Linked DNA regions of Mus musculus: region 1 is linked to region 2. A link is a contact called in ENCODE Hi-C or POLR2A ChIA-PET data. All regions are on one chromosome and are shown on one strand. Each heading gives the region's core, a stretch centred on a gene start or an enhancer-like site at or near the end of the contact. The rest is flanking DNA. Distances are from core to core; before and after follow the strand shown. Region 1 holds the start of Cry1 (cryptochrome 1 (photolyase-like)). Region 2 holds the start of Btbd11 (BTB (POZ) domain containing 11).

Region 1 (5,484 bases), core at 762-3,261, 200 kb after region 2:
TAGTGAGCCACCATGTGGTTGCTGGAAATTGAACTCGGGACCTCTAGAAGTACAGTCAGTGTTCTTAACCGCTGAGCCATCTCTCCAGCCCATAGATGGGTATTATAAGAAGTTTTTATTAGTCTTTGTAACAAAGCCACAAGTGATGTATCACACATGTGCTTGGAGGGCCCCAGGAGGCAGGAGACGCTATATTTGTACTAGAGGTAAAGAATATTTTCAAAAATTAGGGAGCCTTTTATTTGGGTCTGAAGCTACAGTATGAGGAGACATACTTTAGTAGTTCAAAGGTTAATGTAGATCCCAAAGAGCATTCCTCTATCAGAGGAAAACCCAGCACATATAAAGAATAAGAAACAGATAATAAACTCCACTAGGGGGCTGGGGTTTTGTGGTTAGGTTTGCATGTCATCTCTTTGGAACACACCTGCTTCATTCAATAAGCGGCTGCTATTCTGGCCCTGGATGCACCGGCCTAGGACACCAGGTGTTCCTGAAGCTGAGGCAAGGGGTATCCAAAGCTCACTTTGAGGCTTTCCTGAGCTGCAAAGTGAGTTAAGGGCAGCCTAGATGCTTAATGATATACTGTCTCCATAAATAAATACATAAATAACCCTGGATGAATATATGCACATAGGTGATGCTAGGACTCAGGGATAAGAGCAAAACCAAGAGCCATCTTCAGTTACACAGCAGGTTCAAGGTAAGCCAGGGCTCCGCGAGACCCCGTCTCAACAAAAAGGGCATTGTATGTCTAAGGCATGGCCTGTAGGTTATGGCTAGGAAGTCTGGTAAAGATGCACATGTGGCCCTGTGTTCTCATTAGACTTCAATTGCTTTGATAAAACATCATGAGCAAAAGCAACTTGGCCAGGAAGGAAGGGGTTTGTTGCCGTTTACAGTTAATAATCCATCGTGGGGAGAAGTCAGGGCAGAAATTCAAAGCAGAAACCTGGAGATAGAGGGCTGAAGCAGAAGCCATGGAGGAAAGCCGTTTTGGTTCCCTGTGGCTTCCTCAGCCTGCTTCCATATACAACCCGCCTAGGGCTACCAGCCTAATGGTGGCGCCACACACACTGGTCGGGTCCTTCCACATCACTCATTAATCAAGAAAGTGCCCAGACTTCCCTACAGGCAACCTGATGGAAGTCTTTACTACAATTAAGGTTCCTCTTCCCATTTAACTTCAGTTGAAGAAAAAAAAAAAAAAAAAAAAAAAAAGCAAAGCAAAAAGCCCAAAAACCTAATCAAAATACCTTCTAAACTACACTTCATGTAATAGATTAGAGTTGATAAATTGACGATGTATCTACAGTATTATGAAATGCTGAATATCTGAGATCGGACCTGTCTTCTCCAGAGCTTGGGCAAAGGTGCCCGCCCCAAACAGTAAAAAAGGCTAACGGCGTGATTTCTGCTCCTTTCAGAGCAGGGGACTCCGATTAACACCTGATTGAAGCTGGGTGAGAGGCAGGACTGTGCCTCGGTTGCCTCTCACCCAGCCCAGCAATAACTCTCAGGGCACACGGAACTGGCTTCAGACCTTCCACACAACCCATAGGAAGAGCCCTGGGCGCGCTCCCGCGTCCTAGCCTCTTCTCTTCCACCGCGAGAGCGCAGCGCACGCGCGCCGTGCCCGGCAGAGCGCGCGCCCGCGAGCTCCCCGCAGCCCCGTGCTCATCCGGGTCCCCGCGAGCCTCGGCCAATGGAGGCGGCTCCCGGCCCCGGGAGCAGAACTATGCCTCCTCCCCCTTCTCGCGGCCTGTGGCCCCCGCGAGCGGCCTGGGGCTCAGGAGACCCGCAGAGGCTGCGAGTCCGGATCCCACGCGAGAACTCAGGTCGTGAGCGCCCAGCGATCGCAACCGGTCCCGAAGCACCGGGCGCGGCGGCGCACGCGGGGGTCTGAGCCAGTGTAGTAAACACACTTCAGAAACGTGAGGTGCCGGTGGTCACGTGGGGTGCATGCCGCCCAATGAGAAGCCGGGGGCGGGGCGGAGGCCGCTGACGCGGCGGAGTCACCCGGGCAGCCTCGGGACCGGTGACCGGCAGGCGAGCGTCCCGCGGCCTGGAGCTCTAGCCCGCGCTCTCCGAGCTCGCTGCCCACTCCGGGACGCACAGGCCGCGTCGCGCGGAGGCCGCGTGAGCTCGTGTCCGTTCGTGGAGGCCGCCTCGGGCGCGCCACCGTCTCCTCGCGGGTCGCCTCGGTTGGGCGAGGTTTCCGTGACGAGCCTCCCGGGGCTGCTGCGACCAGCTCGGGCCGTCGTGGCGGCTCGGGCCCCGCGCGCTCGCTTGCGCTCCGGGGGTCTCAGGCCCTGGAAGGTATGCGTGTCCTCCGGACGCTGGGCGCGGGCTCCTGAAGGACGTCGCGCGTGGATCCCGGCGCCTCGGCAGCCTCCATTCATCTGCCAGCTGCGCGCTCGCCACCTCCGCGCCCCGCCTCGGCGTCGCCTCCTCCCGTCCCCTCTCTGCAGCCCTTTCCCCACTCCTCGGGTGAGGAGGTTTTCTTGGAAGCGCAGGTGTCGGTTATGAGCCCGGCTTCCCTCCCTTGAAGCTCTCGGTAGAGGAAGTCGGGGTGACCCGCCGCGCCCCGAGCATGGGGGTGAACGCCGTGCACTGGTTCCGAAAGGGACTCCGGCTCCACGACAACCCCGCCCTGAAGGAGTGCATCCAGGGCGCCGACACCATCCGCTGCGTCTATATCCTCGACCCCTGGTTCGCCGGCTCTTCCAACGTGGGCATCAACAGGTGGCGGTGAGTCCGAAGCGCTTGGGAAATCAATCGATCGCGGTGTGCGCGAGTCGGGTGTCGATGCGTTAGTGTCAGATCTGAGATTTGGTTTTAGTCCAGGGACCGAATTGCCTACATCGTTAAAGAATTGTAGATGTGGTCAATATTAAATAGTACAGACTTAGTAGTAGAGATTATTGACGACCCTGAAACACTTTAGCTTTTACCGGTAAGTTATGTGTCTGTGTTGATGGGAACGCCTTCCCTGATTTGCGAGAAATAACTAGGAGGAGAATTAAACACTCCCAGATCATAATGGCCTTGATATCTTAGGCCTCCGAAAGGGTTGTAATCTTTAATGTTGACGTGTGTGTCTAGGTAACTCATAGTGTGGAGAAAAACCATTCATTTATTATAGCGGGCTCCGGATCCAGCTTTCTTCCCCCTTGAGGTTAGAGGAGGAAAAGCAAGGGAAAGAATTAGCTGGTTTCCCAACTCTCTCTCTCAACTCCTCCTTGTGGTTGACAAGACAAAGCACAGTTTTTCTTTCGAGGCAAAGTATAATCCTTCTAGGGAATTGCGACTGGAAGAAATCCTCCGGACATTTTGTGAGCTGTGCCTGGGAAAACAGGATAGACGATTGTGTGGCGGAATGAAACGAAAGCATTAGTTCAGCAGATAATATTGATAGCTTATGTGCCAGCCGTGTCTTTGGATATGAGGGATAGAGCTGTGAACGAGAAGTCTGCCCTCTTCAGGCATATGTCCAAGAAAAAAATACGTATGTAGTCCTTTTGGAGATGAGACGTGTTGCAAAGAAAAGACGAGGTAAACAGGAATAGGGATGGGGACACAATTTAAAACAATGTTAATTAGCTGGGGATGTAGCTCACTGGAAGTTACCACAGCTAGGATGTGTGGAGAAAGTGGTCGCCGATTTGAAGACATGGGATGCAGCTGTCTAAGGGAAGAACATTCCAGGGAAAGGTCCTGAGGTGAGAATGGGTTTGATCTTTGGAAGGAACAGCCAGCCAGAATGACGAGCAAAACCTCTGGGGGAAAGTACTAGGTGATGAAGTTATAGTTGTAACGGGGGCCAGATTCTAGAGCTTTATGCGCCGTCACTAAGGTCTGTGACTTTACCCCAGGAGAGTGGAAATGACTGCAGTACAAGGGTATTAGCAGAGAAGTGATGTCATCTAACGTAAGTTAGAAAAAAAACCTTCTTTGGTTGGGATTCTGAGAACGTGACTGATCGGGCATTGAAGCTGGATAAGAAGTGTGGACACCGCTTAGGAGACGTTCATTTCCGGGTGCAAGCTTGGAGAATGGCTTGTGTGGATGTGCCGGCAAGTTGGTTGTGGGGTTGAGCGGAACAAAAAGAGCTGTATTATCACAGTCAACAGGTGAAAACAGCCCTCGTGCCAACCGGCTGATTAATGGGCCTCCTGTTGTGTGTATCCATGCACCAGTTACTTGCTTGGCCATGAAGGAATGAGATACTGATAAATGCCATGAAATGTGTAGGTGAACCATGAGAGCATGTTAGCTGAAAGAAGCTGTCATAAAACTTCATACTTGATGATTGTGCTTATATGAACTATCCACAATGGGCAAGTACACAGGGATGGAGAGCAGGTTAGTGGTGACTTAGTCCTGGGGAGTCAGGAGGGTATCTCAGTGGGCACAGAGGTGATTAAAACTTACTGGAAGGTTTTTGTCAGAAAACCTCCATGAATAGCTATTAAACTGTGAGGGGTTTTGTTGTTATTGTTTGGTTGTTTTTTGGTTTGTTTTGTTTTTTTTTTGTTGTTGTTGTTGATGTTGTTGTTGTTTTTTTTCTTTTTTTTTGAGACAGGGTTTCTCTGTATAGCCCCGGCTGTCCTGGAACTCACTCTGTAGACCAGGCTGGCCTCAAACTCAGAAATCCACCTGCCTCTGCCTCCCGAGTGCCGGGATTAAAGGTGTGCGCCACCACTGCCCTGCTAACTGTGAGCTTTCAGAAGTCTACTTATCTCTTCGAAACTCAGCCCAGATGTCACTTTTCCCTGTGGTACCTTCATTACCCAGTGTAGGATGATACAGAGACTTCTGAGCTCTGAAACCACTTGCTCATCATTGCGTCTTAGACCTTCTTAGGAAGCTTTTGTAAATGAATATTTGGTGTCATTACTTGGTTTGGCTGCTGTAACAGAACACCTTAGATTGAGTAATTTACAAATAAAAGACATATTTCTCTCAGTACTAGAGGCTGAGAAGTTTGCGATCAAAGCACTGGTACATCTGATCTCTAGTAAGGGCATTTCACTTCGTAGATACATGCTCTATGTGCTCTTAGATTGTGGAAGAACTGAAAAGATTCTCACAGGTCTGACCTTGGGAATAATCACACTGGTGAGGGTAGAACTCTCCTAACTTGATTGTCCCATGATAACATCACTTTGGAGATTAGGTTTTATCGTAAGAATTCTGGGAATGGAAATCAACATTCAGACCACAGCAGGTGTAATATCACATATAAGACCTCTTCATCTACTAATGTACTAAGAACTAAATTTACAAATGTGCCTGCATACTTGCCCATTTTACTTTCTAGTATATGATTTCAATAAGAAACATGTAGATCAGCTGGGCAGTGGTGGTGCACGCCTTTAATCCCAGTACTTAGGAGGCAGAGGTAGGCGTATTTCTGAGTTTGAGGCCAGCCTTGTCTACAGAGTAAGTTCCAGGACAGCCAGGGCTACACAGAGAAACCCT
Region 2 (5,169 bases), core at 570-3,069:
CACGCGGATCCCAAGCTCAGGAGTGAACCTACGGGTTCCTGGCTGTCTCCACTCTGGCCCCTACCTCTAAGGCCGTGGAGAGCGCGAGTGGCCAGAGAGACGCGGGAGGGGGACGAGAGGCAAACTTGAACCCGGAGTTGACAGAGCCACTTACCACTGGCGTTCTTCCCACAGATGAGGTGCTGGTAGGGCTGCAAGAGCCCCCAGATTTCCGAGTCGTTGTTGACCGTGTGCTCCAGGGTCTCCACGGTGAATTTGGGCGCTTCGTGAAGCGTGTGGTGGTGGTGATGATGGTTGGCGGCGACGGCGGCGGTGGCTGTGGTTGGCGGGACTGCGGTCGCCGCCGTGGCTGGCGGGGCGCAACAACTACTGCCCCCGCTGGCGCTGCTGGCTGCGCTGCAAGGGCCACCGCTCGCCGCTCCCCCTCCCGGAGTCTCGCGCTCCTTATCCGCTGCAGGGGCTCCGGGGCCTGAGCCGGGGCCTGGGCCAGAACCGGAGCTGGAGCCAGGGCCAGGACCGCTACAGCTACGAGGTAGCCCGGAGGCCAACACCCGCGAGTAGATGTCCCGGAAGAGACTCTCCATACAGGCGGTCAGGTAGATGGCGGCATGCTCGTGGATGCGCAGCGCCACGCGGCTGTCCACCATCCAGCGGTACACGCGGCCCACGGAGAAGGTGAGGCCGCAGCGCGCCGACTTGCCACGGCCCAAGCGGTCGCCGCCAGCGCTGCTCATGTTATAGAGGGACAGCGCGGCCAGCGCGGCAGCGGTGCAGTGAGCCGCCAGGCCCCAGGACAGTACGATCTCCATGGCACTCTGGATCTCGTACTTGGTGCACTTGGCGAAGCGCAGGCTCAGGCGCTGCGCCTCTTTAGCGATGCGCACTAGAGCCCGGCTTACCAGCATCGAGAGCTTGGCCAGCGCGTCCTTGGGCAGGCTGCCGGGGACCGCTGGGCCTGCCCGGGGATCCCGCGAGCGCAGCAGCAGCAACTCCAGTTCCTGGAGGGTCCAGGGGACCTCGTCGAGGTCCGGCAGCAACCGCGAGCAGTGCTGACCGGCGCAGTCCAGCCCCTCGGAGTCTTCCACCAGGGCAGTGTTGACGGTGTCAAAGCTGTTGTGCCGGCTGTGCATGGAGTCAGCTAAAGGCGGCCAGCAGCTCCCGCCATACGGGGACGCCGGGTGAGAGTCAGAACAGCACAGAGACAAGTTGGAGGAGCGCACAGAGTCCGCCGCGCCACCATAACCCGAGTCCAGCGTCAGATCTTCCAGCGTTCGCACCACAGGCTTCTTACCTCTCCTGGCCATCGCTGCGCCACTTCATGCTGCAGCCGCCGTGGAGCCGAGGGGAAGGAAAGGCAAGGATCTGTGGGCACCGGGGTCCTCGGGGACAGCGGGGCTCCACGTCGCCTAGGCTCACTTTCCCACCTGGCGTTGCCAGCAAGTGTCACTACTTTCGCCTGTCTCCCCGAGCCGTCACCACGGGAAGATACACGGCGGAACCTGAAGTCATCTTCTGGAGTCGGGGCCAGAGCGAGGGCGCACTGAGCCGCGAGCCAGGCCGGGAAGGAAGCTCCCGCCAGGACCCGCGCCTTTCATCCAAAATAAAAGTGTCTGGTCCTCTCCTCCCTGGGACCAGACGGATGCAGAAGCCTCCGAGAGCCGGCCACAGTGTCGATAGGACCTAGATCGCCCCAGATACGGCCGCCGCAGCTCGGCGGGCTACGGGCTCCCCCGGCTCCGGGATCCGGGCCGCGGTTCTCTTGAGCTCCCGCCCCGCACTAAAGCGCTGTAGCCAGGCGGCTGCAAAACCCTGCTGAGCCCCAGCAAACCAAGCAGTCAGAGGGCGGGCGCATGCAAAGCAGGGCCGTCGAAGAGCCAATGGAATCGGGGGATGCTAATTACTTAGGTTTTTTTTTTTTTTTTTTATTCCTCCCTTCCATGCGGCCCCGCCCCTCAGACACGCCCCCCCAGGCCTTGACCAGGGCTGCAGCTAGGAGGGATCCGCGGCCTAGGTGGAAGCCTGGAGAAGAACAGTCATCCTGCAACTGTAGCTTCCCTAGTTTCTGCTTTCGAACTATCGACAAAAATATCATTTATATCGTTATTTGTTCCACTCTGCGGTTCATAAAGTGTTTGTCCGAGGGTTACTTTCTGCTTTGGCATTTTAGATTTCTCTTTCCCTCCCACCAGCCCATACAAGATGCACGTTTCTCCTCCCTCTTCAGGCACCCTGACTAATTCAGGCGGGTGCCGCTTCTCAGCCTGGGTTTGCTCCAGCATGGAAGGAAATAAAACAGGAAAGTAGTGAGGGGGAGACTGATAATTGCCACTGGGAAGCGAATCTCTAGCCATAAACCACCTGTCACCAGGACTTTCTAGGTTTGTTCGGCAGACAGGAATCTACCCTTAAGTTCCAGGGTGTGTGTGTGTGTGTGTGTGTGTGTGTGTGTGTGTGTGTGTGTGTGTGTTCCGGCCACTCTGTGGTTCTGGTGGACAATGCTCTAGACTGCTCAAACTTAAATTTGTGCACAGGAGAATATTCTTTTCAGCTAAAGAAAGATACAAAATATATGTGTGTGTCTGCTGCATTTCTGTGTCTAACAGCATCATTGCTTGGCTATTTGTCTATCTCTACCTACCTTAGGAAAAACCTTATTCATTCAAAGATTCCTACCTCCCTTACACAATCCTATTCCTACAAGAAGCCCACCCTGATCTCCCAAAACTATCCTGGGTGTTTCCACCACCCCACCCTCTTCGATGGCTTCACATTTCTGGGCCCTTGTCACGCTGGCTTGCTACTATCTATTTATTTGTCTGGATCCCACATTGGGCTAGGGAGTTGTGGTAAATGTATGAGTCGACAAGGGAAGGACGTGCTTTGAACTGCTGGTTTGAACGTTCAACTGTGGCTGAAGGGATGTGAGAAGACACTCAACATCACTGGCCATCAGGGTAACTGCAAATCAGAACCATAAGGAGCTGCCAGCTCATGCCTGTTAGGATGGCGATTATCAGAAAGTCAAAAGATTACAAGCATCAACAAGGGTGTGGAGGATAAAGAAGAGTGTACTCTATTGGTGAGAAGGGAAATTGATATAGCTATTATGGAAAATAATGCCGAAGATCTTCAAAAAATTACTAATTAGAACTACCATGTGATCCAATAATCCCACATCTGGATCTTTACCAAACAGAAATAAAGCCACTATTTAAAAGATCTATTTACTCCCCTCTCCCTGTTCATTGAAGCATTATTTGCAATCGCTAAGAGAGAATATTGTTCAGACTTCAAAAAGAAGGAAATCTCACCATGTATAACAAATGGCTAATCTGGACAGTATCATCCTGCTAAGGGGAGTGTCTCACTTATTGTGTGACTCTAAAAAGAATCACACAGTAGCACCAGAATGTACGATGGTAACTGGGTGCAGACAGGGGCGGGGGATTGTTCAGCACACAGACTTATATTTACAGATGATGTGTTCCACAGTTCTAGAGACATTACATACATGCAGGGTGGCATCTAGAGTGAATGATGATGTCGGTAGGAAGTTGTCTGTAAGTGTTCTTATCAGGCAGAGGAAAAGGTCAGATGTATGGGTTGAGAGGTATGTTAATTTTCTTGATTATGGTAATTATTCACAATACATATAATAAACACCACATAGTACACCTTAAATGCCTATCATTTTTGTTTGTCATTCAAATCTCAGTAAGGATGGGGGTGGGGCATAGGCAGCTGTGGATTCCCTGCCGTTCATCCTGCATATCCCATGTCATCCTGTAATTTCCATCCTAATACACGTCCATAGCAACACGTTCCCTTTCCTGTTCTCTAATATCAGAATCTTCCTAAAGTTTACCTCTTATGTTGTCACGCATAACAAAATCAAAACTAACAAACCACTCATATCAAAAAATGTGAGCTATTTTATTTATTTATTTATTTATTTATTTAGTCTCCCAAGTACCTAAAGTTTACACTTATTACTTAGCTTTCAGGAGTCCCACGCTATTCTTAAACTTCCTTTCTGTAATTTCACAGAGAGAGAGAGAGAGAGAGACAGAGAGAGACAGAGAGAGACAGAGAGAGACAGAGAGAGACAGAGAGAGACAGAGAGAGACAGAGAGACAGAGAGAGACAGAGAGACAGAGAGACAGACACAGAGACAGAAGGAGAGACAGAGAGGCAAAGACAAAGGCAGAGAGAGGGTGGGCTTTCTCACACATACATTGTGCGCTCTGGGCAGGTCGGATCCCTCCTACAGGCTGATATCCCAGCCTGTCTCCCTCATTCCCTGCCGCTGCTCTTTTCGTGCAGATGTCCTTCTCCCCTCTTATCTTTCTTAAACCTCCTCTCTTCCCAGTGGGATTCGGCTCCATTTGAGAGTGCTGCGATGTTTTCTTTTCCTGATGCCGCCTGCTCTCCTCCCAGGCAGAAGGTATCCCCGCGCACGTGGCTCAGTGCTTGTTTTAAGCCCTTTTCATTTCTCTGCACGGTTTCCTGGCCATCTTGTCTACCTCAAGCCCATACGCTGAGGTGTTGAGCTTGTTGAGGACGCTGAGTGCTTGGTGGAGCACAGCGAGCAAAGACCTGAGGAGGTTTCATGTATGTGCAGGAAACTCACACCAAGCAGCGCATGGAACTGCACGCTGACTCCTTCCCTCCTGTGGTGTGGGGTCAGCCTGGTACAGGCTGTCTTTGCCACTGTGCCAGCCGTATGCCCTGAGCTCATCAGTTCCATCCATTTTCACCTCTTTTTTTTTTTTTTAAGATTTTATTTCTTTTATGTATATGAGTGCACTGTAGCTGTCTTCAGACACACCAGAAGAGGGCATCGGATCCATTACAGATGGTTGTGAACCAACATGTGGTTGCTGGGAATTGAACTCAGGACCTCTGGAAGAGCAGTCAGGGCTTTAACCACTGAGCCATCTCTCCAGCCCCCATTTTTCACTTCTGTTTTCTTATCTCTGAGATGCCCCAGTCAACCTACCTTGTAGAGTTGTGTAACTGAAATAAGGCTCCACATTTTGTAATAACCCTGAGCATATTTATTAGAAGATTTTACACTCCCCCCCCTTTTTTTTCCACAGAGCACTTATTACCTATGGAATCAGAAGAAAGGAAAACAGATTTTACTTATAAAATAAAGCTATCTCAGTT

What was found. Hi-C counts contacts between places; a loop is a spot of excess contacts on that map. ChIA-PET counts read pairs that join two places held with the same protein, here RNA polymerase II (POLR2A).
Region 1: a loop to region 2 is called in a map of heart, with 9 times the contacts of the local background. The contact joins the promoter of Cry1 here to the promoter of Btbd11 in region 2. A Hi-C loop is called at or near these places in 1 of 37 maps with a recorded cell type or tissue (heart). POLR2A ChIA-PET finds 5 or more read pairs at or near these places in 4 of 5 experiments (Patski and embryonic stem cell).

What each region holds. Positions count from the first base shown.
Region 1 is chr10:85,181,581-85,187,064 of GRCm38, reverse strand. It overlaps Cry1 (cryptochrome 1 (photolyase-like)), which reads left to right and starts at 2,011. Exons shown (of 13, transcript NM_007771.3): 1 at 2,011-2,751. The coding sequence starts at 2,594.
Region 2 is chr10:85,383,464-85,388,632 of GRCm38, reverse strand. It overlaps Btbd11 (BTB (POZ) domain containing 11), which reads right to left and starts at 1,819. Exons shown (of 17, transcript NM_028709.2): 1 at 155-1,819. The coding sequence starts at 1,304.